2 separate regions of the Homo sapiens genome follow, and region 1 is linked to region 2. Evidence: chromatin loops called from intact Hi-C (ENCODE). Cell type or tissue: ovary. All regions are shown on one strand. Links, peaks and the distances in the headings refer to the core of each region. The heading gives the core; the rest is flanking DNA. Region 1 overlaps UBR4 (ubiquitin protein ligase E3 component n-recognin 4). Region 2 overlaps IFFO2 (intermediate filament family orphan 2).

Region 1 (8,311 bases), core at 1-8,000, 210 kb after region 2:
ACTCTTAACTATTAATACAATTTCTGGTCCTAGGTGGCTCCAACAGAGACAAAGGACAGACGGAGACCCTTGTGCTCCAGGCTCTTCCCTGGGAAAACCATTCTGGGGTAATGTTCTGCTCCTTCCCTCCTCAGTCACCGCAGGACCTGGGAGGGGAAGCTGAGAAACACAAGGCATGTGAGGGGAAGTCAGAGAGGACAGCTGGGCCTGCTAGGCCGGCTCACCAGATCGGGGTTGGCCCAGTGGCCCTTCAGGGCTGTGGAGACCTTGCCAATAATCAGGTCATTCATCTGTTGGGTGGCTTCTGGGTTGTCTCTGCAGAAGCAAATAGAAATGGAGTCCTATAATTCACAATCAGGTGTGACACTCCTTTCCACCTGAAGGGGCCCAGGGAAAATGAAATCAATGTCTAAGGCTACCTGGCCCCAAATTTTCTACTTCCTTCCCGGGGCAAGACTAGAACTTTAGCTTCACAAAACCGTGGTCGGTAATAATAAAGGGCCCATTACAGCCGCCTTGCCTATGAACAGAAGCTAACTGAGGGAAGAGCAGCACCACCTTATGGGGCCCATGTCCCAGGCGACAGAGCCCCTGCTGTCTGGTGTGACACAGTCTCCAAAACCTAGACGTCCACTCTCAGTCTTGGTCACAACTCTTTCCCTGTCTTCTCCATCTGCCTGCATTTCATTTTCCACAAGGCCCTCATATTCCAGTTTACGTCTCTTTGTAACAATGTTCCCACTATTAATAAAAAACACAAACCGTATCACTCACTCTTGCTTCCCAACATACTGAATAAGCCCCAAAGTCCTTACAGAGGCCCACAAGACCCTATGGGATCTGGCCCTCGCACCCTCTGACCTAAGCCTCCTCCCGAGTCTTCCCTACTGCATCCCTGTCTCCAGCTACACGGGTTCCTTGTGATGCCCTAGCATTCCTGGCAGGTGCCTGCTCTCAACTACCCACTTGCTACTTCCTAGGCATGCAGCCCACTGCTGAGACATTGCCATGACCTCATGATCAACTCCTGACCTCGTGATCTGCCTGCCTTGACCTCCCAAAGTGCTGGGATTACAGGTGTGAGCCTGTTCAGCCCTATTTTTGTATTTTTTTTTTTTTTTTGAGACGGAGTCTCGCTTGTTGCCCAGGCTGGAGTGCAATGGCACGATTTCGACTCACCACAATCTCCGCCTCCCAGGTTCAAGCGATTCTCCTGTCTCAGCCTCCCAAGTAGCTGAGATTACAGGCATGCACCACTACACCTGTCTAATTTTGTATTTTCAGTGGAGATGGGGTTTCTCCATGTTGGTCAGGCTGGTCTTGAACTCCCGACCTCAGGTGATCCACCCGCCTTGGCCTGCCAAAGTGCTGGGATTACAGGCATGAGCCACAGCACCTGGCCCTATTTTTGTATTTTTAATGGAGACGAGGTTTTACCATGTTGGCCAGGCTGGTCTTGAACTCCTGACCTCAAGTGATCTGCCAGCCTCAGGTGCCAAAGTGCTGGGATTACGGGCAAGAGCCACTGTGCCCAGCCTACTGTCAGTATTTTTCAGATGAGGAAAACACAGACTCAGAGAAATTAAGGAATCTGTCCAAGGCGTATAGTACAAGGTATCAGATACTGAAACTGAGCCTTTCCAATCCAGAGTCCAAGCTCTTAATCTCCAGGCCCCACTGCTCTGCTTCTTTCATGTGAGTCTTTCTCGAGTTCAAGTGTCTCCCTTCCCTTCCCTCACAAGGCCTCAGGGAGAGTTTCCTCAAGACACTGTACTGGAACCAAAAAAGCACAAGCCAATCATGCCATTTACAAGGAAACCTGGGTTTCAATGCTCCCCAAGCTCGCTCACCTACACCCTGTGTCTCTTTCCATCTTTCCTTTGTTATAAGCTACCTAACTTGCTGGGTGGTCAGAAGCACTATTCTGTGCACTCTCTAACGCTCCTGGCATGGCTGCCAGTGTCAGTAGGAACCACTAGGCCCATAACCATGGTGTAGGTACTGACCGAGTTAGGAGGCACATGAGCTGGCGGACCTCCTCCCGCATGGCCGCAGCCCCTCGGCGAAGATTATAATCAAAGAGCTCCCGGATAAGGCCCTGGGAGACAAGGATGTGCCTCAAGGCTGGGTTGGTGGCCAGGGCCCGAAGTAGTGTGATACAATGTTCTGTGACAGCCGAGGCGCAGCCATAGCACTTGGTGGAGGATGTGTGGCCACAGCCCAGGACGGATAAGGCACGGTACTGGCTGGCAGTGAATGTGGGCTGCACGGAGGTCCGGGATGATTTAGTGGCTGCTTCCCTCTGCTGTAGGTCATATTCCAACAACTCTTTGCGCGAAGCAAAGACTTTCTAAGAACAAAAAGGCAACAATAATGGGAATTAGCAATTAAAATAAGAAGAGGATGTTAATTAGAAAATTAGTTTTGCTTTAGAAAAAACTTTACATGCATTATATAACTTAATCTTCTCAATAACCCAACTGGTTAGATGCTTTATCTCCATTTTACAGAGAAGGAAACTGAAGCTTGGAGAAAGTGGCTTGACCAAGATAAGTGGCAGAGTCAGAACTCAGACTCAGATGGCAGGCTTATGCTCTTAACTCCCATGTAACAAAGACAAAGGTCAGAAGCTAATACACGTGTAGCAAAGATGGCACTCCAGCAATTTGGGGTTGAGGGGGAAGGTAAACTGGATGCTCTCCTTATATGAGGTACCTCTGTCTATGGCCAGCCTCCCATCTCATGGAGATTAGGTCTGTGACATTGCAACTGACACAAGGCCCACCCTGGTTGATTGCAGTTGGTATGCCCTTACCCTACAGCCTGCAAACACGGCGTTATCAGAAGAGGGAACAGAATCTTGGCATCAAATTTTTTAAGACCAGTAACCCCTCTACTAAGAGATGGGTTGTTAATGGCTAAAAAAAACCCTTATCTGTGTTACCTTCCCATCACCAGTATGTTCAGTTATCTAGCATGAACTCAGCATTCTGACCAGCGCCATAAATCACGGTGGGGGAGATGCCGTTTGGTGCAGCCATCTGCCTGCCTTTTCAGCTAGATTGGGCAGGGACAACACCAAGACCTGGACTGCTAGATGAGAGAGCAGCAGGACTGCTGTGAAAACAACACCAGTAACACTTGGACAAAACACACCCAAAAGCTGCTCCCCGCTCTCTACCTGGATGATTTTGGAGAGTTCATCAAAAGAGTTCTTGCAGTCTCCACAATACTCCTGAGCCAACTGCAGGATGTAACGATTCACACTGGCAGAAGTGGAGCTGATGCCCCCTGCTGTTCCTGAGTCATCCTGCAACCCCAAGAGGTAAGCTGTCAGGCTCCCCACCTAAGGTGATCTCACCTAGGAGGCAGTCTTCTGATCAAGACCCAAGCCCTTATCCAAATGCCCTTTGCAGCGTGGGACTACCTGTGGCTTTTCTGGAGCTGCCTCATTCACTTTGCAGAGCAGGTTCTCCAGCTGTGGCCGGTGTCCCATCAGCTGATGATACACTCGATCAGCTTTGTCCAAAAGTGTATTGATGTTGGATACAGCCTAGACAGGAAAAGACAGGGACTGAGTGAAGGCTTTTTGGCTGATGACTTTCCCTGAGTAATCCTCACTGCTAACCATTTACCAGAACATTTCCTATAGGTCAGGCACTGTGTTTCATACATTATCTCTGTTCTTCACAATAATCTTTCCTGTGAGGTGGGTATATTATTTCTAATAAAAATACAATACACATCTGTGATATATAATAATACAATGCTGAGAGAAGTAACTTATACTAGGTTACACAAGTATTAAAAGTATGGCTGGAATTAGAATTTCTGTCCTTCTGACTCCAAAGCTAAATGTTCTTCTGTTAACCCTATAGGTGCCCCTTTTTCACTGTTCTTTAATATCTAGAACCTCCCCCCGCCCCTGCCCATATTATGCAGGCTGGGAACTAGCACTGGACAATCTAATACTGAGGGAGGGCCAGCAGCCTCAATATGAAGCAGTCTGTGGAAGAAATGCAGGGCAAAGCATCCAAATCCAAAGTTATCTGTACCTGGAGATACTCTAGTTTCATTACCAATCAACACTTTTCTAAAATCCTATGCAAACCATGTCTTTCAATACAATATACCTCATGCCATTCTTTGCTCCCACCCAAAAGCTGGGCCCTGAAACTGGTGTTGAGTCGAAGAAGGCTTAGGCTAGAAAGTAAAGTGCACTGCACTGCACCAGGTCTGCCCAAAGTCCAGATCAAGGCCACAGCCCTGAGTCTAGGCCAGATCTGGCCTCACCTTCTTCCGGTCTTCTTCATTCTCAATGGGATCCACTGCACAGCAAGGCTTGGCATAGAGCATGAAGTCGAAGCGGGCATATTTACAGAAGCCACAGGCATTGCAGAGGAAGGGATCCTTTTCATCGTAGTTGATGGATCTGAGTAACCAAAGCGTTTGGGTCAGTAAGGTGACAAGGCTGGGTGGGGTGGGGGTCACTCTGAGGAAATGGATTGTGCCACATTTATATACTCTGGTAACTACTGCAGGGGCTACTGAAGGGACAATAACAAATGAATGACTTAAGCAGCCAGGTAACAAGAAAGCAAGACCCAGAGCTAAACTTCTGGACCTCCCTCCGCCCTTACCCTCCACCCCTGCCACAGGACAGACACACTCGTGTGCACATGCACACACACACACACACACACACTCACTCACTCTCTCTTCTTCCTCCTCCCTTTCTACCCTTGAACCCACTCTACAAACCCATAATTCTCTAAATGTTCTGAGGGAATCAGACACTGTAATTGCTCACACTGACACTACTACAGAAAAATAACAAGGAATGTGCACAGCCCTGGCCTAGGGGATGACCAATGACTTACCTGCATTTGTGACACTGGTACACATTCTCTCCACAGTTGCCACAGACTCCTGGGTTGGCAGGGACCGAGGCACTACAGCGAGGGCACTGCAGGGTCTCTGTGGAGGCCTGGTAGTTTTCATAGAAGTCTGCAAACTCAATCATCAGATTGGAGGCCACAATGGGCAACGGCAGGTCAATCTTCACCTCTGTCTGTCCAGGGGTCAGCTGAACCTTCTTGGCTTTGTGCCAGCGAGCTGGCCTAGGAAAGACAGACAGCCTTGAGATTTTCTCATCTAACCCTCAGTGATAACAGTCTGATGAGACAAAGAGGAAGACTGTCCCATGTATTTTTCTAAGGCAATTAAGTGGTTACTCTAAGGAAAAGAAATCTGGCATATAATAGGAAGCCAGTTTTAAAAAAGTTTTCTACTACCTTTTCTCTATAAAAAAAGGAAAGAACATACAAGTGCTTTAAGCTGTTATACATGATACCTTTTGAAATTCCAGGAAAACAACAGAAGTATATAACAAGGGAAACCATGACTCCAAAAGCATGCCACACTGAAGCCTGTAAGAGGTGCAATGATGATGCATGCCAAGTTCCCATCCTGACAGCAACCTTGGAAAGATAAACCCAGGCTATTTTAGAGAGGCAGAGGAAGAAAATCAGGGTCTGAACCAAGTGCTAAGTCAAGTCATAAAGAGGAAGGTATGTAATAATTTTGGGGTGATTATATAACACAATGAGAGCTAATATTTACTGAGTACTTACTATGTACTAGGCTCTGTTCTCAGCACCTGACACATACTAACTCATTTAATCCTTAAACCCTGGAAGTGGGGTCCTACCTCCATTTTATAGTTACAGAAACTGAGGTTAAGCAGCTTCTCTAAGGTCACAGAGCTATGTAGCAGAGCTGGGATCTGAACCCAAATAGTCTACCAGTAGCTCTGCTGACTCCACACAATGAAAAATCAAACCCACCTCCTCTGGAGGGGAATGGGCCACCCTAATGTGCAGCATCTACTTTCAGGTCACCAAGGTTAAACTAGGCTTTTCAAGGCAAGAAGAGAAAACCTCCCTAGGCAGCCTTCATGGCCACGTGTTGCTGTGGTACATGAGCCTTATTCTGCCTCTTGGAATAACAGCAATACTTCCATCCTGTGTGCAGAACAGCTCTGTAAGTCTTACTATTCAAGTAGTGTCAACCTGTGTTCTCCCTTCAGTAGCAATGCCTGAGAGTTCAAAAAAAGGCGATCTGTCTCTGTGAAAGTCAACACTATAACCCATGTGAGTGCCTCTCTTGGCCTAAATATGACATGCCCTGGTTCAGTCACTGGGATACATGGGCTAGGAAGATCCAGTATCAGCAGATACAGAGAAAAGGCACCATGTGGAAATCGAAGAGTGTGTGTACTAAAGAAGCTTCTTGAGAAATAACTTTCTGCCCTGTGAGCAAGAGCATAGCTGTCTTAATCCAAGAAATGACAATTACTTCCCAATACAGAAGGTTTTATCTAAGTCTAGACCTTTGTGTAAGAATAGTTAAAATGGGCATGAGAAGCCTGGAGGTCCCCTCACTCAGCTTCCCCTCCCTAGGCAGGCTGTTGAGGAACTTCCACAGACCCCTATGGCTCCACTGGGCTAATTTAGAAATAATCTTTGTCAACATGCTTAGAACTGTTGTTTCACTTTTGTCCTTTGGTCATGAATGGAGGGGCCAAGAGGATGTATTAGGCCTCTAGGGATGTGCTGCCTTACTCCATTCCAGGAACCGAAGGCAGCAACTGAGCTTCAGCCTTACAACCTGCTGCCCCTCCCGAGGCCTAAAAAGCCCGTACTTGTTTTTCAACTCCACGATGGCCTGCACGGTTCGGTTGTTATAATACAGGTTGATGGTCCGCACCATCTTGGTCCGTTTCAGATCCCCGATTTTCACTGTCACTTTGCTGATGGTGTGACTGCCAATGAGCTTCACAACCTGCTGGGTGGTGGTGTACCGCGTGTCCACTTTAATGGAAGACAGCTTGATATACTAAATACAAGAGTTCACAAAACATGGTATTAGTTCAAGACTCGTACTGCCTTTTTAAAAATTCATCAGTGTAACCCACTCTTCATCCACAAGATGAAGTTTCTATTTAATTTTTTAAAAAATATTTTGTAGAGATGGGGTCTCACCATCTTGCCCAGGCTGGTCTAAAACCCCTGGGCTCAGGGGATCCTCCCATCTTAGCCTCCCAAAGTACTGGGATTATAGGCTTGAGCCACTGCACCCAGCCAAGTTTCTATTTAAGGTAATAAATGTGGCAGATAAAAATTCCTACTATCGGTGACCAACCATTAGGAGAGGAACATCTATGTGATAATGATCCATCTCTGGAAACAAGAATCCCACTGGACCTATTGGCCTCAGGACTGTCCATGTACAGATGTTACTTACACAGAACGGTACTTCCGGGTTATTACACACCAGGCAGGGATCGCTCTCCAGGTAATAGCCATCAAACTCCACTAAGCCAGACAAAGTGCTAAGGAAGAAACCAGTCTTAGCATGAACACATTTTCATCTTAGGAAGCACTGAGTTTCACAAAAAAATCATGACAAAGCCATGGCTCAATGTGAGCCAAAGTGAGCCCAAAGTGAGCCCCACCCTAGTGAGAACTCAAGGACACAGGAGAAATCCCAATAGGGTTACGAAGCCACAGGAAAGAAATTTCAACTAACTGACCTTAGATGTTTCCTAATCTTTGATCTATCCTTCAGAGGAATTCTAAAAAGTAGTAAAATTTGACTCAAGAGTCACAATTAAATTTACTAAAAATCATTGAACTGTACATTTAAAATAGGTTAATACATAAATTATCTCAATAAAGTTTTTTTAAATTTTTTTTAAAGAACAGTCACTACTAAACCAGAGAAATAATAAACTGTCAATTTAACCAATATCCTCTTTTAGAAGTTTTTTTAAAAAAAGGAAGACATTTTCTTTAAATTTGTTTCACCTTATTTAACTTAAACCCTTGAAACTAAAGACCTTTTTTTTTTTTTTTTTTTGAGACAGGGTCTCACTCTGTCACCCAGGCTGGAGTGCAGTGGCGTGGATCACAGTTCATTGCACCCTCGAACTTCTGGCCCCAAGCCATCCTCCTGCCTCAGCCTCCCCAGCAGCTGGGACCACAGGTACACGCCACCACGCCTGGCTAACTTTTTTAAATTTTTTTTTAAGAGATGAAGTCTCACTATGTTGCCCAGGCTATACAGACCTTTCTACATTACTACTCACCAAACCCTGAACTCAGCAATGACATTTTGAGTACCTTCTATTTGCAAGACCCTGGCCTACATGGAGGGGATTGGAATCTCAACTAGGCAGATTCGCTCTTCTCTCAGGCGCTTGTCAATTCCTATGTAAGAGCCTATCACCATGCAAATAACTCCTCAGAAT
Region 2 (11,948 bases), core at 1-8,000:
CTGGCCAACGCTTAGCTTTTCATTTAAAGCCTTTGGCCGCAAAACCAGTTGTTCCTGAGCCTTTTACCCCCAAGTAAAAATTTCAGCTTTCTTTGCAAAATGTTGTGTGCTTGGTAAACACTAGAATGCTATTTAAAACTTGGATTCTGAAGTCTTCTCTGATGACGAGGTCTCAGGGACCCAATCTATTCCTAAAGTAATGTTACGTTTCCTTACTCTCTGTTCTAATTTGTTTATATTTCTTCCAGCAGCATGAACCGCGCACCTGCTTAGGAGTCAGTTCCCATGCTGATTTTGGTTCCTCAAGCAGGGCACTAGGCAGACTACATATCCTTTCCGGGCCTCAGTTTCCTCATCTGTAAAACGGAAGTAATAGTACCCAACTCACAAAGCCCCCGTGATCTTAAGCCACTTATTTTTCTCCAGATTACACCATTTGAGGTACTTTGGGAGAATGTAAACATTTAAATGAAGAGTAGGAGAGGGAGATTACCTAAATGCCAAGTATTAGGAATGGCAAAAAGCAAATTGGAATTGGTGGCGGCTATTTGTCTTCACCTTTGGAGAAAACCCTAGACAGGTGGGCTCAGTTCACATTTGGGCAATGTTGCCCTGAACATGCCCATTGACAAGAAAAACTAGAACATTGGTTACTGTCAAATCCAGAGCCTGGGAAGGTGACCTCCTGTGGGCACGTTGGAGAGCCTGGAAAAATGGGGGCTTTGTGGTTAAAAGGACATCAGTTCCAAACCAGGCCAAGCCAGTTACTGAGCCTGTGATGTCTCATGTCCTCTCTTCCCCTTCAGTAAAATGTGTGTAATGATTCCTGCTTTGTCATCTTCCAAAGCTTTTATTGTGAGCTACAAATGTAACAGGTGATATGAAATCCCCTATTTTATGGCTAATTAACTAATGAGTTTGAGGGTTTCTGTGGCCTTCCGTCCTCCTACCCCTCCCCCAACACCAGATTCATCTTCTGTTTAAAAACAAAAACAAAAAAAAGCACCATCAGTTCTAAGACATTTCACTTTATTTAAAAGAAGCCAATATACAGGATATAAAGGGCATGATATTTACAACAGTACAGTAAACAGGTTGGTTTCCGGTAGGATCAGTAGTCTTTCCATGAGTATAAATCCCCCCCTTCCCTGTGATGCTAGACCCAGCTGGCAGACAACAGCAACGGTGGGGCAGGATCATGGGGTATAAAGTCTCCCTGGGTGGGGCTAAAAATCAGGTAGATGCAAAAACATCCACAAGGGGTCTTGCAGGGAAGGGCTTTGCCTCATTTCTTTGAGGGCTTGGGAGGGAAGGGTCTTGGTGAGGGATTTGCTCAGAACTAACACACAGCCCACCCTGAGCCTGGAAATCATCCATTCATAGAAAATTCCCTTCCAGAGAGAATCTGGCTTTACCTGCACCCACCCAGTCCCCTCCAGACTCCCCACTCCAGGAGAGAGCTCTTCTAGAGCCAGAGCTTGGTGTCTCAAGGGGGAAGACCCCTGTCCTAGGAAACCCCCAGCACCCTGATCCCTCCCCCCAGGGCCCTGGGGGGAACATAGCAAGGACTGCAGCCCAGGCTTGGCCTGGAGTAGACACAGCCGGGGCTGGGCTATGAGCATCTTAAGCCATTTCCACTTCTGCTCCAGCTGCCTGACCACCTGGGACCCGCAAAGGCCCAGGCTCCAAGGAAGTCGTGTGCTCCCACTGTCACCCATGCTCTGCTGCCTCCCAACCCTCTCCCAACGCAACTGGGTTGGAAATGGATCTCGGCAGACCAGAGTCAGAGTAACTAATTAATCAGAGCCTATCCCCAGAGCCCAGCTTGTTCCCTCCCTAATGCGCCTTGTCCCTTCCCCCACCCACCACATTTCTGAATTTCCTGCAGCCCACCCACCCCCTCAGATCCCCACCCCAAGACTTCCAAGGAGCTGAGGGGTCAGAGGAGAGGAGAATGGGGTGAAGTGGGACCTACACTCTGCTGAAGCTGCTCATGGGTGTGGATGACCAAAAGTGAGGACAGAAGACGAGGCCGGGGGACAGGAATGGGTTCCATTCAATCCAGCAACAACATGCACCATGTCTCGTCCACAGGAAAATGCTGGGCTACCACAACTGCCTACCCTAGATTAAAAAACCCTTCCTTTCATAAAAATAGATGAGAGTCTCTTGCTTTATAAATAGATTACATTTAGCTTAAGTTACATCTTATATTCTCCCCCACCCCACCCCCTCTCCTCCCACTCCAAGCTTAAGTGGTTTAATTCTCCCTAGGTCATCTGAGCTCTACCCACAGAGTTAGTCCACGATGGATTTGGCCCTTCAGGGACCTCAAGACATTTTCTCAAGACGAGAAAGAAAAATGTGTTGATTTGCCAATAATTTTTTTCTCTGTTCGGAGTCTCAGAGGAGTGCGAGTGTGTGTGTGTGTGTGTGTGTGTGTGTGTGTATTTCACAACCAACCAGGGAGCCAAAAGGATGCTAGTCTTCCTATCCCTCCCCAATCCTCTGTTTGTATAAAACCCCCAAAAACAGGAGACAGAGGGCAGCGCAGGAGAGCCCATCTGAGAAAATTCTAAAATACCAGTGTCAATATGACACTGGGCTTAGAAATAGAAAGTCAAAATTAAGTATTTACAGCTTTACAAAGGATGGACCAATTCGTCCCAGCTAGGACTGGTGCTGCCCCAGCGAGCGTTGGGGTCTTTCTTGGCAAGCTGTGGGCTCATGGTGAGGGGACAAGCAGGGCCCACTGACATTAACTGAAAAAAGCATGTGGTGGAGAGGCAGGCAGGCAGGCAGGCAGGCCGGACCCAGGAACCAGCCCAGGAGGCAGGCCCATCACACTCTGGCTTTCCCTCTCCTACCCACCTGCCCCAAGTCCTCACTCCCAAGAGGAGAGCAGATATTAAAAGCCAGCCAGAAGGGACTCTCAGGCCAGGATCTCTTTCTGGCTCCTGCAGTTTTCAAACTCCCTAGAGTACCCTAGTCCTCAAAGACAAATGACCTATGTATACAAGGAGGAAAGTAAAAATAATACCGCCGGACACCGATAACCACAGTAACCTTAGTTACTCCCATGCTAACACTGCTGCCTTACAGTCTTAAGTCTAAAGATATATCTGTCACCCTCCCACCACCTTGGGGAACAACCCAGGGCCGGCTTCCACGCTGCCCACGAAACTCCCATACCACATTGTCCAATGCCTCCCTCGGCCCTGGACGGAGGAGACCCACGAGGGTGGATGTTTTCCTGCCCTCGAGGAAACGGAAAATCTTTTTAGCAGCTGAGGTCCAAGCCCAACTGGCTCTGATAACCTTTGGTTAAAATAAAAATTCAACAACAATAACAACAAGAATCAGGTATGTTTGAACCCTGTAACCTTTAGAACAAGGGTGAGTGAGGAGAGAGAAGGGCCGTCTCTCTTCCAAAACCATTGTCCCTCCAAGTACCTGTCAAAGGGAACTGTTTGGCTAACAAGAGATGCTGACTATGGAAGTGTCACAGCCAGACTGCCACAGGGGACCCGTGGGAGGTGCCCCCAGCAAAAGAAAACAAAGGAAAAAACTCATGACGAAGGCCACCAAATCGTGATAAATTACATCACACATAGTCACTAACACATTCTCACGCTCTCTCTCTCTCTCTACATATATCTTTTATGTACAGTATTTTTAAGACTGTAACACAGGTGGGGGAAACAGAAAAGAGAGAAGAGCCTTAAAGGCCACGGACCCCTGGGGACCACAATCCCAGTCAAACCCAGAGCCCCCTCCTTCTGCCTCCAGGCAAGGCAGAGGGACCCAAGTTCTAGTCCTTGGGCACATTTTGCTACCTTGACCACTAGAGGGAGCTCCTGGGACAATAAAAAATTAAAATTGGCAACAGACCCACTGCAGTAGGCTTAAAAAATAATAATAAAGCAAAGCCTGCTCAGCTGGCTCCAAGCTGAGATTTGGAAGGGGGCCACACAGTGCCCTTCAACGCAGTCCCACTCAAGCCATTCAAGTCTTGGGGGATGCTGGCTCAGATCAATACCCCGACTGGCCAGTCGAGGGAACTGCTGAGAGCGGCTTGCGTGTGTCGAGGAGCAGAAAGAGGATGGCCCTCACTCCAGCTCCTGCACTGCCAGCAGCCCACCCTGCTTCTCTCCTGCCAGCAGCCAAAAGCAGGCAACTGCCGGACAGTCCTAACCCAAGGCGGGTAGAAGGGAGCAGAGACCAGGCCTGGCCCCTTCAGACTTTCTCACAGAGAAATTACAGATCTCTAAGCCTCTATTGTTGGCTGGCGAGGGAGGGAAGAACATCAAGTTATCAGGGAAATCAAGGATCCCTCCGCCCCCGCCCTGAACCCAGAGGTCCGGAAGGAAGCAAGCGGTCAGGGAGGCCAGTGCCTTGCGGGAACCCCAGCCTCATGACCAACCTCGGCCAAACCCACACTACCCAGTCAGTGCTGCCACACAGATCACCCTAACCCCGGCCTCTCTCCCAGCTCCAGGGGGAAGCCAGGAGCCCAGGAGAGGTCCTGCCTTCCACAATGATATAAGGCAAGCTGCTTTTGTTGTTTGTTTTGTTTTTTGCATAGTAGTTTAAACACAGTGAGGCTCTGCCTTCCCCTCACAGTGCCTTGTCCCTTCAACTTTGCCACTCGATCCCCCCAAAAAATTAAAATGTGTCCTCCTTCCCTTCCTTCCACCTTTCTCTCCTTCAGGGAGTGAGAAAATTGGGGTGGTCCCTACCCAGGCCTAGAAAGCTCACAGAGGCAAGCGGCTCCTTCCTGGGGGTTGGCAGAGCACCCCAAGCTCCAGGCCGAGTCTGGGCTGGCTCAGGAGGAAGGGAGGGCATAGCCCATGGCCAATCAGAGGAGCAGGTGGGACGGACGGCAGAAACCACATTACACCACGGCCGGTTGGCCCGGCCCTCAGCTTAGAGTTCTGTATAAAAACACCTGCTAGGAATAATTCTTTGGAGCTCAAAGTGGCTCAGCTTAAGGGAGAAGGCACAGTTAACACTGCAAAGTCCGCACAGAAGTCTGCATTTGTAATGTGGAGAACAATAGAAATTGACAGCACCATTCCTTGGGTGGGTGGGGGATGGAGACGGGGCACCCGTTGGTGGTGTGGAAGGAAGGAAGGAAGCAGCAGTCCCTCAGGGCCTCCAGAGAAGGGAGGGCAGAGAAAGTCTGTGTGGTGTGGCTTCGAACCCCACTCCGAGGGGCCTTCCTGGCCCCATGAGGAGAGGTGGCAGGGCCCCATCACCAAGACCACCAGGCTCGCAGGGCCTCAGTCATCAGCTGACCATGGGCTCCACATCCGCCTCGCGCTCGAACTCATCCTGGATCTCATCTGTACTTCCTGAGTCGCTGCTGGCCACGGAGCTGGGGGACGGTGAATTCCTGAGAAGCACAAGAGAGTGGGGAAATTCAGAGAGCAGCCCTGGGCCTCTGAAGGGTCAAGGAGTGGGAAGGCTGAGCTGCCACTTCTATAAGATCTACTCTCAGAGGGGCCTGGTCCTGAGCTCCTGCCTCACTCAGCTATCCTTAAGATCCTTTAAGCTCACGAGGTAACCCCCTGCACCAGCCCCTACTTGGTCTGGCTGTGTTGGCTTCTCTAGGAAGAAAGCCCCTTGGGAGCTGGACCGTGGATCAAGTTTGGCTGTTACTCTCCAAGCACCTAACCCATGTCTGGGCATATAGTAGGTGCTAAGTAAAACCTGAATGACTCAGAGCTCAAAAGGAGGCCATGCGGGATATGGTTAACATCACTGGGGTGCAGTTCTGATTCTATCTCGGATGAGCTGGGGGTGGGGGAACTTGGGCAAACCGTTTAACCTGCCTGAGCGTCTGCTCTTCTGTCTGGATAATGGAGATAACCACACTGGGTTCTGGGGGTTTGAGGAGTTAAAGGTCTGAAAGGCAAGGCTACGGCCCTGCACACAGATCTGGCCCCCACAGAGCTGTCCCTCCCTCTCGTACAGTAATGCAGCAAAACGAGGAAAACAGTGACAACGTATTTGTGCTGTGTGGCAGGCATTCTCCTCATATTAGCTCATTCTCAGCGTGGCTGTCCCCCGATAAGGCTGTGTGTCTTTGAAGGCAGGGGCTCTGCTTTATGTGCCATGCCTGACACTTGTCAGTCTCCTGGGGACAGGCCCTGGGTTGGAAGAGGATGCTATGGTTTGGCTGTGTTCCCACCCAAATTGCATCTGGAATTGTAGCTCCCATAATCCCCACGTGTCATGAGAGGGACCAGTTAGAGATAATTGAATCGTGGGGGCGGTTTCCCCCATCCTGTTCTTGTGATAGGGAGTTAGTTCTCACGAGATCTGATGGTTTTATAAGGGGGGGTTTCCCCTTTGCTAGGCACTCATTCTCTCCCCTGCCGCCCTGTGAAGAGGTGCCTTCTGCCATGACTATAAGTTTCCTGAGGCCTCCTCAGCCATGTGGAACGGTGAGTCAACGAAACCTCTTTCCTTTATAAATTACCCAGTCTCAGGCATTTCTTTTTTTTTGAGACGGGGTCTTGCTATGTTGCCCAAGCTAGCTGTGAACTCCTGGGCTCAAGCAATCCTCCCACCTCAGCCTCCCAAAGTGCTGGGATTACAGGTGTGAGCCACCACGCCCAGCCTCAGGCAATTCTTTATAGCACCATGAGAACAGACTAACAGATGGGAAAGGAAGGGAAATCACTTCCTGTGAGCAAATGGGAGCATGCCCTGTCCACCTCTGCTCCCCATTTCAGCAGAAAATGGGGCTTAAGCTCCTTGAGGGCAGGGGCTATACTTACTGGCCCCACCGTCTTGCACAGAGCAGGCCTTTGGCAAGTATCTATTGAATCAACAAAGGGCAGGGTGGTGGTGGGACTTGCATGAGGTTAGATATGTAAGGCATCTGGCACATAGGTGTGCTAATAGTCACTGGATGGATGGATGGATGGATGGATGGACGGACGGACGGACAGATGGACGGACAGAGAGACAGGTTGGGAGCATGACACATGGCCGAGTTGCAGCCTTGGGAATTCCCCTCCAAGGATGCCATAGCTGAATCCCCTGGGAGGATGGGCGGGTACCTGTCTGCGGAGCCTTTGATGAGCCGGCGGCAGGTCTCCATCTGCACGTCCAGGCCTCGCTTCATGCTGCACATCTCCATGTACTCGTGCAGGTGTCGGTTCATGTCACTTTTGGCTGTGGCCAGCTCGAGCTGGGAGGAACCAATGAGGAATAAGGGTGAGGGCAAGTCATCCTCGTGACAGAAGCCTCGGCAACCTCTCCTCCTGGATTCCTCAGGGATGGTGCCATCAAGGCCACCATTGGACACCATGCCATCAGGACCCTGCCTCCGGACATCAACCTCCCTCACCCTCTGCTCTCTGCACATGGGTCCACTTCCCCTAGAACTCCTTCTGGCCAAAGGGGAATGGTTGCTTAGCAACCCCAGCAGCAGCCTGGCTCTGATGCACCCCACCCGGTTCTGAGAACTCAACATCTTTGGGTTCCTTTATCCAGACCTGATTACAAAAATCCTGAAGGCTTTTTCATGTTTCTGACTCTTGTCCTCTATCAAGTGATACTTCCTCTAGGGAAGGAGCTGGGCTTCCCTTTCTCCTGCATAATAGCAATGACTATCGTTTATAGAAGTGATCACATGCACAGCCTCTGGAGCCAGAGAGAATTATACTTCAATGCTGCTTCCTGGCCGCAAGGCCTTGGGCAAGTCACTTGGTCCTTTCCAGCCTCATCTCCTCCTCTGTAAAAGGGGTGCACGGTGCCTACTGCATAGGGCACAGGTAAGGATACCGGGCATACTCAGCACCTTGTGTCACTCACTATCACTCGAATGTCAGCTCTGTGGTTATTATGGGATCATCTCAGCTACATATATTCTTTCTAATTCTCTGAGGCAGGCAAGGATCACCACCCCCATTTGACAGATTAGGAAACTGAGGCCCTAAGAAAGACATTACTCGCCCCGAGGCCTCCTGACTCCCGATCCTGCGCCTGCCCCACTCTACCAGCCCCTGCCCATGACACATGGGTGTTTGATCGCCAGGATCTCAACCATGTGGACCTCAGGAGAGCCTCACGAGTGGGCTCCACGTCCCGAGCCCTCACCTCGATCTGACCTATCGTTTCCTGGTACTCCTTGTCTCTCGTCTTGAAGAAGGATTCGGTCTCATGGATCAAGTTGCCCAAGTTTTCCTCTTGCTGGGGAAATAGAACAAACGGGACAGTTTATTTTATTTATTTATTTATTTATTTATTTATTTATTTATTTATTTATTCTTGAGACGGAGTCTCGCTCTGTCACCCAGGCTGGAGTGCAGAGGTATGATCTCGGCTCACTACAACCTCTGCCTCCTGAATTCAAGCGATTCTCCTGCCTCAGCCTCCCGAATAGCTGGGATTACAGGTGCCCACCACCAGGCCTGGCTAATTTTTATATTTTTAGTAGAGATGAGATTTCGCCATATTGGCCAGGCTGGTCTCGAACTCCCAACCTCAGGTGATCCGCCCACCTCGGCCTCCCAAAGTGCTGGGATTACAGGCATGAGCCACTGCGCCTGGCCCAAAGGGGACAGTTTAGCTGTGTGGTGGGGGCTGTAGAAAAATAACAGGGATGAGGGACCATTGAAAGGCGGTGTCCCCCAGACCCCTAGTCCTGGCCTTTGGGAAGCCAGGCGCTGGGCTTACCTCGCCCTGCAGGTCGATGGTCGGATTGCAGTTGGTGAAATCCTCCCAGAGCAGCAGCGTGTCTTCATTCTCTTCCCACGTCAGGCTGTCACAGTCGTCGTCAAAGTCAAAGGTCTCCCGCCTGTGGGGGTGACACCAGAGGGCATGACTGAACAGAAGGCAGGCTCCAGGGACCCATACAGGGGACAGAAAGGGGCAGCTGCCCAGCAGGTACACAGCTTCAAGGCTGTCCTCAGGAAAGACAGGGGTAGTAAGCCAAAGGGGACATTCGCCTTATCCAAAAGGAGTTTAACTCTTTTAAAATGCAGAATGTATTTATGTATTGCTTGTACAATTAAAAATGTGTATTTTTTTTTTAATGTCAGGCTTTAATTAATTGGGACTAAAGATATTTTCCTCCAAGTCCAATCTTGCAATTTTCCTCATTCATTTAACAGCTATTTCTTGAGCCTCTAGTTTGAGTGAGATGTTCAATATAATATCATCTTCTCTGCAATTTGGAAAGGTTGGTATTATACCTATTTTACAGATGAAGAAATGGTGGCTCAGAAAGGATAACTCAACTGTCTAAAGCCACACAGCTAGCATGTAGCAGAAATAGGCTAGAATGCCGAATGTTTCTGTTTCCTACAGCTTTTTCCTCCCCATCAAGACACTCCCCAAGCACCCATTAGGTGCTGGGCACTGGACCAGCCACTAAGCATGCAGCAAAATGCAACGCCCTCAAAACAATTCCACCCTCAAAACAATCCTATGAGGTAAGCATAACTATCGTTCCCATTTTGCAGGTGAGGAAACAGAGGCTCAGAGGGATTCAGTGGCCTTCTAGACCAATACATGCTGGAAATGAGATTTGAATTCAAAGCCTGGGAGATGTCAAGACCTCCCTATTGGCTAGAACTAGAAGTAGGTTGACCAACCAGGCAGGTTTGCCTGGGACTAAGGGGTTCCCAAGATGCCTTGGTTACCCCAACTGGAGGAGACCTAAAGATCAGCTCATCCAACATACCCCTATTTCCAAGGGGAAGGCTGAGTCTGTAGGAGTGAAATCACTTGACTCAGTGCATCGGTAGCACAGGACAATGTGGACCCTGTCTCCAGGCTGCCATCCCAGGGCTCTCCCCATTGCCTGCCCTCCCTCAACTCCTTCCTGGATCCTCCAGAGCAACAATGAGTGTTCCCAATGGACTGGGTTGGGGACTGGGCCGGTCCCAAGAAGGCCGTCTGGTAAAAAGCTGCCTCGAGCGCCCCCTGGAGTCAGGCCGGGCCGGCTCCCCTCCAAAAGCCATTCCCACAGGAGCCCATAGGTGGCTCCCCGAGTCCAGGGTCCTGAGCTGGTAGGGGGTGGGTGCTGGAGAGGGCCGTGTGGCCCGGAGCCGCCAGGGTCCAGTGGTCACTGCATCACACACTCAATTCCTGACTTCACTTCCTTCCCAGCGTCTGGGATCTGAAGGAAACCCCAGCCGAGGGACAGGAAGCTGGAAAGGACAGAAAGACGGGCAAGAGAAGGGACTCGGAAGAGGCCTCCACTTCACAAATCTGCGGAGTGGGGCTGAGGAGGAGCCTTGGCCCCAGCGGGGGAGACCCACACGTTCCCCCTCTTCTCCTTGGTCTGAAGCCCAAACAACCGACTTGGATCAAAACAAAACACAACTGTAACACGGCTGCATTATTCAAACACTTCATCAGATCTGGCCAGGGGCAGCCTGGCTAGGGTCCTGCCCACAGCTGGTGGAGATGTCCATGGGAAAGGCCCAGGGCCCCGCCTGGGGTGGGGTCAGGGCGGCCCACACAGAACTGCAGAATGGGGGTGGGGGGTGATCAAAGTGATCAGAGGTTTCGTTGTTTGTTGTTGTTGTTGTTTTTTTGTTTGTTTGTTTGTTTGTTTGAGACGGAGTCTCGCTGTCGCCCAGGCTGGAGTGCAGTGGTGCGATCTCGGCTCACTGCAGGCTCCGCCCCCTGGGGTTCACGCCATTCTCCTGCCTCAGCCTCCTGCGTAGCTGGGACTACAGGCGCCCGCCACCACGCCCGGCTAATTTTTTGTATTTTTAGTAGAGACAGCGTTTCACCGTGTTAGCCAGGATGGTCTCGATCTCCTGACCTCGTGATCCGCCTGCCTCGGCCTCCCAAAGTGCTGGGATTACAGGCGTGAGCCACCGCGCCCGGCCTGTTTGTTTTAACTTAGGTAACTTTACAACCAGCTAAATCGAATTCCATACTGAACCCAATTTAGCTCTATCAACACAGAGGCGCCCACTCCTGCAGCCAGTCTCGCCTGACTTGGATCTGAATGCTCTTTCTACACACTGGAGCCTTTGCCCATGGGGCCCCCTGGCTTCCACTCTGATCTGTCTCCTTTTTAGCTCACTCCATTGCTGGTCAGCTTAACAATGCCCTGGGGACTTTATAAAAGCAGGGACAACAATTTCTTCAGATAAGTCCTTTAATTTAACCACATGGACCCAGCCTGGGATCTCCGGGACATACAATCCTGTCTTAGGGCTCAGAAGTGCCCAGGGCAACGTTCAGAAAACCTAGACCCAACCACTGCTTCTTTCCAAAAGCCCCTATTGGCCAGGTGCAGTGGCTCATGCCTGTAATTCCAGGACTTCGGGAGGCCAAGGTGGGCGGATCACTTTAGGACAGGAGTTTGAGACTAGCCTGGGCAACACGGTAAAACCCAGTCTCTACTAAAAAAATACAAAAAAAAATTAGCTGGGTGTGGTGGTGTGTGCCTGTAGTCTCAGCTACTTCGGAGACTGAGGCAGGAGAATTGCTTGAACCCAGGAGGTGGAAGCTGCAGTGAGCTGAGATCGCACCACCACACTCCAGCCTGGGCAACAGAACAAGGCTCCATCTCAAAAAAAAAAAAAAAAAAGCCCCTCTTGGCAGGCAGCAAAAGATGAGAATATGAGATGGGGGGTATCAAAAGAGGAATCAAGAATCTAGGGGTCTCCTTATCACCCTTAAATAGCAAACCCCCAAAATACAGCTCCGATCCCAGTTCTGTTTCAAGGGAATGGCAGGTCCAGGAAGTATCAGGCAAAAGAGTTCCTGTCCCCACCCAGTTCCAACCCTGCCTCTGCCTCCTGTCTACCTTAAAAGTCAGCCTAGAATAGGGACAGAAGAGAGAATTCTCTTCCAGGCATGGCGTGGGGGACAAAGCACTGGACCAAGAGTTGGGGGCCTGGCTCTGTGTGCCCCTCTGAGTCCATTCTCTCATTTGTACAATGAAGTGGCTGGGCAGAGTGAGCTCT

Evidence for each region. A loop is a pair of places that touch in the nucleus more often than their neighbours do. Peaks named below come from ENCODE experiments on the same cell type or tissue, not always from the same donor. Only the 100,000 strongest peaks of a DNase experiment are listed, where the experiment ranks them.
Region 1: a loop joins it to region 2, with 2.8 times the contacts of the local background. A loop is called at or near these places in 13 of 110 quality-filtered maps.

Annotation. Positions count from the first base shown.
Region 1 is chr1:19,110,518-19,118,828 of GRCh38, forward strand. UBR4 (ubiquitin protein ligase E3 component n-recognin 4) reads right to left here. Exons shown (of 106, transcript NM_020765.3): 72 at 7,306-7,393; 73 at 6,704-6,897; 74 at 4,881-5,120; 75 at 4,294-4,432; 76 at 3,428-3,553; 77 at 3,182-3,310; 78 at 2,007-2,350; 79 at 225-315. Among named protein-coding and RNA genes, the nearest start is that of UBR4, 96 kb to the right of the region's middle. In ovary, for the core only: no CTCF peak of the experiment used is centred there; no DNase peak of the experiment used is centred there.
Region 2 is chr1:18,903,272-18,915,219 of GRCh38, forward strand. It overlaps IFFO2 (intermediate filament family orphan 2), which reads right to left. Exons shown (of 9, transcript NM_001136265.2): 6 at 8,692-8,812; 7 at 8,113-8,205; 8 at 7,071-7,201; 9 at 1,009-5,395. The coding sequence ends at 5,290. It overlaps LOC124903866 (a long non-coding RNA gene), which reads left to right. Exons shown (of 2, transcript XR_007065519.1): 2 at 1-100. Among named protein-coding and RNA genes, the nearest start is that of ALDH4A1, 6.7 kb to the left of the region's middle. RefSeq lists an enhancer at 1-337. In ovary, for the core only: a CTCF peak has its summit at 3,846 (motif pointing right); DNase peaks (open chromatin) are centred at 4,073 and 4,393; H3K4me3 peaks cover 278 bases; H3K27ac peaks cover 1,130 bases.